4 separate regions of the Homo sapiens genome follow, and regions 2, 3 and 4 are each linked to region 1. Evidence: read pairs that join two places in POLR2A ChIA-PET (ENCODE). Cell type or tissue: OCI-LY7. All regions are shown on one strand. Region 1 has its middle 46 kb from the start of ITGA4. Region 2 overlaps LINC01934 (long intergenic non-protein coding RNA 1934). Region 3 overlaps LINC01934 (long intergenic non-protein coding RNA 1934). Region 4 overlaps LINC01934 (long intergenic non-protein coding RNA 1934).

Evidence for each region. Peaks named below come from ENCODE experiments on the same cell type or tissue, not always from the same donor. Only the 100,000 strongest peaks of a DNase experiment are listed, where the experiment ranks them.
Region 2: POLR2A ChIA-PET joins it to region 1 with 6 read pairs; 2 of 35 experiments call an interaction of 5 or more read pairs at or near these places.
Region 3: POLR2A ChIA-PET joins it to region 1 with 12 read pairs; 1 of 35 experiments calls an interaction of 5 or more read pairs at or near these places.
Region 4: POLR2A ChIA-PET joins it to region 1 with 7 read pairs; 3 of 35 experiments call an interaction of 5 or more read pairs at or near these places.

The regions. Positions count from the first base shown.
Region 1 is chr2:181,410,264-181,412,763 of GRCh38, reverse strand. No RefSeq gene overlaps it. Among named protein-coding and RNA genes, the nearest start is that of ITGA4, 46 kb to the left of the region's middle. RefSeq lists enhancers at 916-1,185, 1,196-1,345. In OCI-LY7, a CTCF peak has its summit at 1,186; a DNase peak (open chromatin) is centred at 1,513; H3K4me3 peaks cover 1,070 bases; H3K27ac peaks cover 2,090 bases.
Region 2 is chr2:181,145,942-181,148,441 of GRCh38, reverse strand. The region is part of intron 1 of LINC01934 (long intergenic non-protein coding RNA 1934); the gene reads right to left. Among named protein-coding and RNA genes, the nearest start is that of LINC01934, 23 kb to the right of the region's middle. In OCI-LY7, no CTCF peak of the experiment used is centred here; no DNase peak of the experiment used is centred here.
Region 3 is chr2:181,177,526-181,180,025 of GRCh38, reverse strand. The region is part of intron 1 of LINC01934 (long intergenic non-protein coding RNA 1934); the gene reads right to left. Among named protein-coding and RNA genes, the nearest start is that of LINC01934, 55 kb to the right of the region's middle. In OCI-LY7, CTCF peaks have their summits at 795 and 1,002; a DNase peak (open chromatin) is centred at 1,045.
Region 4 is chr2:181,347,668-181,350,167 of GRCh38, reverse strand. All of the region lies in intron 3 of LINC01934 (long intergenic non-protein coding RNA 1934), which reads right to left. Among named protein-coding and RNA genes, the nearest start is that of MIR4437, 43 kb to the right of the region's middle. In OCI-LY7, no CTCF peak of the experiment used is centred here; no DNase peak of the experiment used is centred here.

The DNA of each region.
Region 1 (2,500 bases):
TAATGGTGTTCTCTGTATTTCCTGAATTTGCATGTTGGCCTGCCTTGCTAGGTTGGGGAAGTTCTCCTGGATAATATCCTGAAGTGTGTTTTCCAGTTTATTTCCATTCTCCCTGTCTCCTTCTGGTATTCCAATCAATCATAGGTTCAGTCTTTTTATGAAGTCCCATATTTCTTGGAGGCTTTGTTCATTCCTTTTCATTCTTTTTTCTCTATTCTTGTCTGCCTGTCTTATTTCAGTAAGGTGGCCTTCAAACTTTGATATCTTTCATTCCACTTGTTTGATTTGGCTGCTGATACTTTTGTATGCTTCACAAAGTTCTCGTGCTGTGTTTTTCAGGCTCCATCATGCCATTTATATACCTCTCTAAACTGGATATTCTAGTTAGCATTTCCTCTAATATTTTGTCAAGGTTTTTAGCTTCTTGCATTGGGTTAGAATGTGTTCCTTTAGCTCATCGTAGTTTTTTATTACCCATCTGAAACCTACTTCTGTCTATTCATCAATCTGATCCTCTGTCCAGTTCTTCACCCTTGATGGAGAGACACTGCAATCATTTGGAGAAGACACACTCTGGCCTTTTGGGTTTTCAGCATTTTTTGTTGTTGTTGTTGTTGATTCTTTCTCATCTTCGTGAGTTTGTCTAGTTTTGGTCTTTGAGGCTGCCGACCTTTGGATAGGGTTTTATGGGGGCCTCTTTGTTGTCGTTGTTGCTGATGATGATGCTGTTGGTGTCACTTTCTGCTTGTTTGTTTTTCTGTCAATAGTTAGGTCTCTCTTCTGTAGGGCTGCTGCCATTTGCTGGAAGTTCATTTCAGGCCTTATTCATCTGATTTGCTCCCAAGCCTGCAGATGTCACTCAAGGAGGCTGGAGAGCAGCAAAGATGGGTGCCTGCTCTTTCTTCTGGGACCTCTGACCTCAAGGGGCACCAACCTGATGCCAGTAGGATTGCTCCTATATAGGATGTCTGACAACCCCCATTGGAGGGCCTCACCCAGTTGGGTGACATTGGGAGCAGGACCCATTTAACCAAGCACTTTGTCCCTTGGTGGAGAGGGTGTGTTTCACTGGGGGAAACCCCACTGGTCTGCCTGGATTTCCCAGAACTACCAGGAGGGGAGGCTAAGTCTGCTGGTCCACAGAGACTGTGACCACCCATCCCCCTGGGGGCTCAGGCCCAGGGAGACCTGAATTCTGTCCCTGAGACTCTGGCTGAAGTTATTGGAGATCCTGCAGGGAATCCTCCCCCAGCTGAAGAAGGATGGGTCAGGGTTAGACCTGAAGAGGCACTCTGGTTGCAGACTGCCACAGCCGGTGTGTTGGGCTGTGGGGAAAAGTCTTGGGACCCCATCCAGCCTCCGTGGCTCCAGCAGAGGAAAAGCATAGCCTGGAGCTATAGAAATGGGTGCCACCCTTCCCCCACCCAGGGAGCTTAGTGTGTTAGGCAGTTGCAAGTCCCAATGCTGGTTGCTGCCCCTCCCCCAAGGAGCTCAATGAGCTTAGACAGAAGGCAGCTGCAGCTGGTGCTGGTCGCCACTCCCCCTGGGGAGTTCAGTAGGCTTAAGCAGTTTCCAGCTGAGAGGCTGTAAGAATCTGTGCTGTTCCGGGTTTGGGATGCTAGGCCCTGGTAGCGTTGGTTTGCAAGTGGGATCTTCTGATCTGTGGGCTGCACAGTTCTGTGGAAAAGGCAGTTTCCCCAGCTGTGTAGCAGGCTCACTCACCACCTCCCTTGGCTGGGGGGAGGGGGTTACACTTCCCTGTGTGGCTCTCAGGTGGGCTGCCACACCACACTGCTCTTCCTTCTCTCCGTGGGTCATGCCAGTCTTCTACTCAATTTTGATGAGGGAACCTGGATACCTTTGTTGCCGGTGAAGGATTCACACGCTTATTATGGTTTTTTCCTATGAGAGCCTCCCAATGGCGCTGCTTCTAGTCGGCTATCTTGGTCCTGCCCCCTGTAATTAGAATTTCTATCAATTTTATCTAAAGTATTTCTCAGTCTCATCCCATTTCTTTCCTGCTAGAATCGTGACAGGCACAAGGGTAATCTATGACTTGGTGAAAGTCTTTTCACAGGTGTGATGGAGGTAGAAGCTACATTATAGACAAACCAAGGCATAAATGGGAGACAAGGAAAAGAAAATAGCAAGTAGACTATTCTTTCAAAAAAGTTAGCTAGTAAAGGTTGAAGAGAGAAGGGGTAGCATCCACAAAGAAACACCCAGAGATGAAGATTTGATCATTTCATTTGACGATTTCATTATTTGTGCATATAACTCAGTAGAGAAAGACAGATTGAGGATGGTAGGAAAGGAGGCTAGCAATGGATGCATGGTCCCCTAGGAAGGTGAAAGAAAATAGTTTCCCCTAACAGAAAGTCTAGTGTTAGACAGAAGAGACCCTTATCCACAGTCACAGGAGGAAAGTGTGTTTGGGTATGCAGGGAAATCCGAATACAACAATGAGATTATTCTGCTTTGATAGCTTCTCTTTTCCATG
Region 2 (2,500 bases), 260 kb after region 1:
CTCCAAGTATTTTCCATTCATCATTGGTGGAACGCAGGGATGTGGAACACCTGCACACGAAAGGCTGACTGTGTGTGTGTGTGTGTGTGTGTGTGTGTGTGTGTAACAGAAATATATTGAGAGAGACTTTTTCTTGAGAGAGGACTTTTTAGGAGTCTTCTCTTCTCATACTAAACCCACAGAGGGAGCAATTTTAACCTTAGACTTTTACTAGACTTTGTTGAAAATAAAAACATTTTCTCACCCATGACTACTCAATAAATCAGAAAACGTTTATTTAAATCTTTAATTTCTGTAAAACTAGACTTCAATTTAACCACTTAGCCTTTCTAGATTATATTTCCCTGTTCCTACTGGCGGTAGACCAGTTGAAGATAAATGATTTTCTATTTCAATCACACTTGAACATGGTACAGCCAGTAATAATTAGTATAAGAGCAATGCAACTGGATTCTAGTATAAATAAAATAAAATATCTCCACTTTATTTCATTTCCTTTAGGCTTTCTTGCAGAATTTAGTGAATCAATTATTAAATATTAGTATCACTCATTGAGTTAGATAATCTACTATCTTCATTATTCTGGTCTTAACCTATTCACTCTCTTTGCCTGGACTGGTTTTTCATAGAGACACAACATAAATTGGCTGGCTAGATTTAAAGCTCTTCACCTTTAGGTATTTTCTTTACTATTCTTTTAAAAATATAATCCTTGCAAATTTAGACACCACAGAAAACTGTTATTTGCCTCATAATAGCCTCTTCAGTGTGTTTCACAGTCTTTTGTGGAAAATAATGACATAATGATAGTGTTCTCAAACCTATATTTCTACTTGATAAACTAGCAATTATATGATTAAAGCATTTTTAGAAACTCACATTAAGTATATGATACTCTAGAAACCAGTCCATCATGTAATTACACAGTCAGGGGAGAAATAATTTACATAACTAAAAACCATTTGAAACGCTGTTTCAAATCAAGACCAGTATGTGATTTTTTAATGAATAAAAATTTAAGAAATATTAAATTATACATATAACACACTTTAATGTTGATTGGAACTACACATTTTATATTTTATAAGTTGGGTTTAAACTATTATATTATAAAAGATTTTACTAAAGGGATTGGTAAAAAGAAGCTGTTAAACTCTATTGGAAACAAGTGTTAATGTGCTGAATACATTAGGATGAACCCAGATAAACCTGATGATTTCTCTTTAAATAAAACATATGCTTACTGAGAACAGAGGCAGGCAATGCTTAGGCATTTGAGCTCTGTAATGCACACAAATTTGCCAACGATTTTTCTTAGCTATATATTAAAGACTAATTTAACTAGAGCTTTGTGATTTGCTTGAATATCAAATCATTACACCAGCATTGTGCTGAGTTGTAAGAGATATAAATATATTTATACACATCATTTATGAGTCTTTTTAAGAAAGAAAAATAAAATATATTTATATCGAGTTACAGCTATAAAAAAAATCTATCTCTTTAAGGATACACAAGAAACCTACAGCACACATTACCTGTTTGTGGCCATGATGGGGAAGAATGTGTGAAAATTAAACAGCGGGATGGGAAGGAAAGAAGGCTTTTCACAGATATCTATATACTTTCTGGGTTTTGACTCATTTGAATATATTACCTACTCAAAAACTATGTCAATCATAAAAATGAAAGAAAGAAGCTTGGTCCCTGTGTGGAATAGGGACTGTGAGCTAGGTCAAGTATATTCTTTGCTAAGATACAAGGTGAGCTTTAAGAGTGAAAGGCACCAAAGTTAGATGCCCCTTGTTACTGGTGTATTCCACCACTACACTCCTCAGTGGCATTGGCTTGTATGTTTTCTAACTCAAGAGTAATAGGAAAACATGCCATATTTTATGTTATAATTATAGCAACATGGCAGAGTCAGGCCACCACAGGAAACTTGGGTATCCATGCCTGGTGATCAGCATAATAATACGTACTTTTGACAGTTTTTCACACAGATGGTGAGGAAACCAGTCATGGCCAACAACTAAGTACCACCATTCTATGTAATGCTTAACCTCAGCCCTCAGTAACGTCATTGGGACACCCATTCTCAAAACCTCTGCCATTTAAAGCACTACAAAGGGCTGAGAATAAAAATAAAGACAGCTAACAAAGTACACCCACAACATAACAACCATGCTGATCTCACCAAACTTATGTGCAATTATCTGGTTCTTCTAGATCTACACTTCCTGAGTCATTCATTTTGTGACTATGCTGGTATTTGGAAACAAGGTAAAAGAATTGTTAATTTGTGAGCTCTTGTATAAACGATAAATATGATTGAGAAACCATGTAACAGTAGTGTAAAGCTTCACAAATCCACCATACATAAGATGCTGTGGCTGCACTACAGCAATGGTAGGTAGTAAGAGATGACAACTTGCTAGCAGCCCTCGCTTGCTCTCCATGCCTCCTCGGCCTGGGTGTCCACTCTGGCCACACTGGAGGA
Region 3 (2,500 bases), 230 kb after region 1:
CTTCCTTCCCAACTGTTGATAAGTTCAAAATCAGATTTGAGTTTCCTCTATATTTAGGTGTTATTTGCAGACAGTGGAGTTTCCAGAGGTGGTCTTGCCTCATGCATCTTATAGTGAGTAGGAGCATAAAAGTATAAACAGCAAATGTACAAGGCAGAGTTAAGCAATGGAGCACAAAAGAGATTACTCAGGAAATGTAAAAGGAAGTGGGATGCCTGGCAGAGAGGATTGAGAGGAGTTTTATGGAGGACATAGAATTTGAGGTAGCGGCCGGGCGCGGTGGCTCACGCCTGTAATCCCAGCACTTTGAGAGGCCAAGGCGGGCGTATTACAAGGTCAGGAGATTGAGACCATCCTGGCTAACACGGTGAAACCCTGTCTCTACTGAAAATACAAAAAAAATTAGCCGAGCGTGGTGGCGGGTGCCTGTAGTCCCACCTACTCAGGAGGCTGAGGCAGGAGAATGGCGTGAACCTGGAGGAGGCAGAGCTTGCAGTGAGCCGAGATCATGCCACTGGACTCCAGCCTGGGTGACAGATCGAGACTCCGTCTCAAAAAAAAAAAAAAAAAGAATTTGAGGTCGATTGTGATGGTAGGTTAAGTTTTCAATAAACTGGATGTAAATAAGGCTTTCCTGGGGATAAGAACTATAAGAACAAAGGCAAAGAGGCAAGACCATGGAAGTCATGATAGGAGAAAGGTGGAGCATGGAACATAAAGCCTATATACAGGGAGTAAGAGACACCTACTACAATACCTAGGGAGTAAATGTCAGACCAGAGCTGAATTGAGCAAATTGATGATTTGTTTGACCTGCTCAGTATTTAGTTTCCTAACTATAATAAGAAGGAGAGAATGAGCAAGAGAAAGAAAGTGGGTGTTTAACAACCAGTATTTAAATATTGGGAGATTACACATACAACTCTAAATGTTTGGCTTCTCGAAAAATCTAAAATTCTGATAGCAATGCTGGGTTTGCATCCCCACATGTCAGTAATCAATGAATTTGAGCAGAAGTAGACCCCTGCAGGTCAGGGAAGGTACTGTGTTGAAGGCCACAGTCCCTAACACTTCCTATTACCTCTGCAAATGTCCGTTGCCTTCTATTTTTATGACTAGGCTGAGTTTTTGTTGTTGTTTTGTAATAAAGATAAACATTTTTCATAAATCTTGCTTCAACAATTCTTAGGTAACTGATTTCAGCAGGTATTTGAGCTTTCTGACCTCCACCGTAAAGGAAAATCAGAAGATATTGAACACCAGCTGGAAGCATTTGTTCTTCATCTGGTAGCTAATGACAAAGCTTTGAAATATTTTGAGGATTTAAGTAACTGATTTAAGACAAGTTTTAAGAAGCATAATCTGAAAAATAGATTTCAAACAAGAATTTTAGTTTCAATTTGCCATTTAGCCAATTACTTCTGCACCTTGTCACATAAGTATGCCTTAGCAAGAATGTCACTAAATCACCCCAGTCCTCTGTTTACTTGATAAGAAAAAGAGGTGAGCAATTTGTAATAAATGACCTCTAACTCTGAGAACTTTCTAGGTCTGACAATTTCTGACCATCTCTATATGTGGATTCTGCAATAGGTATTGTGTTCATGTCACATTCTTTTTTTACACTCCTTTAAATTGTGTGTTTGGAATGAGTAAAAGAGTCTCAACTGCCTTCACAGAAGAACTTGATTTCTGTTAATCTCCCCCAGTGCTAGGTTTCAGAATGACTGCTAAAAATGGAGCCATCAGGTGAAGACAATTTTCCAAGGCTGCTCATTATGTGTGAGTCTAGAGGTTGCCTCCTAAGAACAAGATATACTTTTGAAAAATTTCTAACTAGCCAAAAGAATCACAAAGGGTACCTTTCAGCTGCTTCTTGTACACAGTATAGTTTAAGCCCTTGGCCTTCTCCTTAGTTCCTCAACAGAAGCCAGCATCAACCTGGATTTTGCTATGTTTGTCAGAATTTTCTTATTCAAGCAAGAGCCGGGGCATAAAGTTTCTCCAAAACAGAACCCCAAAGTCCCTTAAATTAGGATATATAATCTGTTTTTGTGGTTCAGTTATAGTTATTGACCAAAACCTTGTTAAAGAGAGGGCAGCACAGGTTGCAGGGCCTGGTCTCTAGCTCCTTTACACATGGTTAGATTCAGCTTGAACAGATTTACACAAAAAACAAAATCATCAGAACTTGTTTTCCCAGGGATACATTGATTGCTGTTTTGAACTTAATTCTTATTCTCTTAGTATACTGAAAAGTGGCTTGTGGTAAGAAAAAAATGGATATTTGTCAACAATATTTTTATAATTTTAAAGTTGAGGAGTTGAAAATATATTTTGAAATATTTAAACTAAACAAGTTAAATTTTGACTAATTTTAGAATATACATTCATAGGACAAAGCTCTATTCTCTTTGGCTCCCACCACAAAAATGTTCACAATCCACAATGTTCCAAAACAAAACCATTCAATATCAGACTCAGAAATCTGCTCTGCTGG
Region 4 (2,500 bases), 63 kb after region 1:
CATTTTAATCTATTTTCACCTTGTCTGTTGAAGCCCCTGTATCTGCTTCATCACTGGGCCCACCTAGACTTAGTATGTTACATATATAGTTCTAATGATTTATTTTAAGCTGTACTGTATGTGGCGAGTTATTTATGTTAAATAATCAGAATAAAACAGTAAAATATAAAACACTGCTAGAATTGTATTCCAGCTATCTTATGTTCTATTTCTGATAGTTACACTAAAGAGAATTGTGTAAATTATCCTCCTGGTTCTCCTCCCTGAGGTCAACTTCAAAAGGTTAAGGATATACTCATAGTAGTATAGTTGTCCACAATAAATTCTGTCTACAAAAGGGGCTGAGTGTGTGCTACCTAAATGTTGGTGTGTGGTGTGAGAGTGACCTTGACCATGTGTGTAAGCAATTATTATTATTATTATTATTTTTGTCAGCGCACTAAAACTTTTGCTGGTCTCACAGTAATCATATTCTCATCTGTTTATGTCCACAATGGCAGGATATTTGACACCCAGAGCCAAAGTGGGAGGGACTGAGCACAGATTGAGCAGAGGTTTTGGTGGCAGAGGAGCTTGCTGCCTGAGTCCCCTCTGCCTCCTTTTAGCCCCAACTACTCACAGCAGTCCTAGAAAAGCTAAGGCAAAGAGTAGAGGAAGATATAGGATTCCCCACTCTCTTCTGTCTATCCATTCTTTAATTTAAAAAAAAATATTCATTGATTATCTACTTTGGGCTGAGGCCATAGCATGAGTTAAAAAACTTCTGCCATGAACCTTGACTGCATATCGTTTATAATTGAGTGGTGGTGACAAATATAAAATGAATCATTATAGGAGTCATTATACCATTATAATTGTGTCAAGTGCTACAAGGTGAAAGTGCAGAGTGCTATAGGAAAGCAAGGATAGAGTGCTATGCTTAAGCAGCAACCTGTTCCCCAGAACAGAAGAAAATAGAGGCAGTTTTGTTTAAGCATAATGATTGTCAGAATAAGTGATAAAATTTTATTTTCTTAGAATAAGTGTGATATAGGTAAAATTATAACAATGGCAAAAAATTTAGAAAACTGGTGGCTATTTAATAAACTATGCACAAAATCTTGTTATTCTAAAGGATGACAAGGAATCCATGGAATTTCCCCCTATAATCTTTTAATAGTACATATTCCACACAAAAGAAGGAATTTTCATCTGAAATCTTATGCACCTGTGTGGCTAGTCAATTATTCACAAAACATCATGGATCTGATATATATTTTCCCTACTTAATTTTGTTAGTCAATTTGTAATGCTAAATAAAATATGCACGAGAACCTTAAATTTAGCATGGCAGATATTTTCTGAACATTCACTTATTCACTTACTGTGGGCTATTTAGAAAAATCAGATGTGCACACTGATCATCTTAGCACATGTCCATCTGTCATCTAGAATTGCCAATAAATATATTGTTTAAATAGTTGTGGTTAAGAATAGAGACCCTGAGAATGAGAGAAGCTAGGAGTAGGTTATATAAATAGTCACAGAGCTACACCAAGATAACTTCCAGGTCAGCCACAAAATTATAATGACAGGAGTAGCCCTTGATTATTTGTTCATTTGCTCCATTTCTATGGATTCTTGAGGTACATCTTGTTGTATATTATTTCTAAATAAATGAGAAAAGGGGAAGTTAGTAAATGCACATCACTGGAACCAACTTAATCTCAGAAAAAAAAAAACTCTGAGTATAAAAAAAAGTCTTTTTTTTTTTTTTTTTTTTGTAGAGCAGTTTTAGGTTGAAAGCAAAACTGAGAGGAAGGTACAGAAATTTGTCACATACTCCCTGTCCCCACCCATGCATAGCCTCCCCCATTATCAACATCCCCCACCAGAGTGGTATGTTTGTTACAATTGATGAAAATACACTGACACATCATTATCACCTAAAGTCCATATTTTAAATGTGCACAGTCACACAGGATGCATGTTTAGACAAATGTATAAGAATGACATGTATCCATCATTATACTTCATACAGAGTATTGCCATGGTCTGATAAATCCTCTATGCTCATCCTATTCCTTCCCCAACCCCCAAGTTTTGGTAACCACTGATCTTTTTTATCATCTCCATAGATTTGCTTTTTCCAGAACGTCAGACTGCTGGAGTCATACACGTATTCCTCACTGGCAGATATGTAGCCTTTTCAGATTTCCTTCTTTCAGTTAATGAAAATCGTGTAAGGCTCTTCCATGTCTTTTCGTGGTTTGATAGCTCATTTCTTTTTAGTGCTGAGTATTCTTTCATTATCTTTTTCTGTTTTTTTTTAAATTTTATTTTCCAGTATTCTTTCTACTTTAGTTTTTTTTTTTTTTTTTTAATACTTTAAGTTTTAGGGTCCATGTGCACAATGTGCAGGTTAGTTACATATGTATACATGTGCCATGCTGGTGTGCTGCACCCATTAACTCGTCATCTAGCATTAGGTATATCTCCCAATGCTATCCCTCCCCCCTCC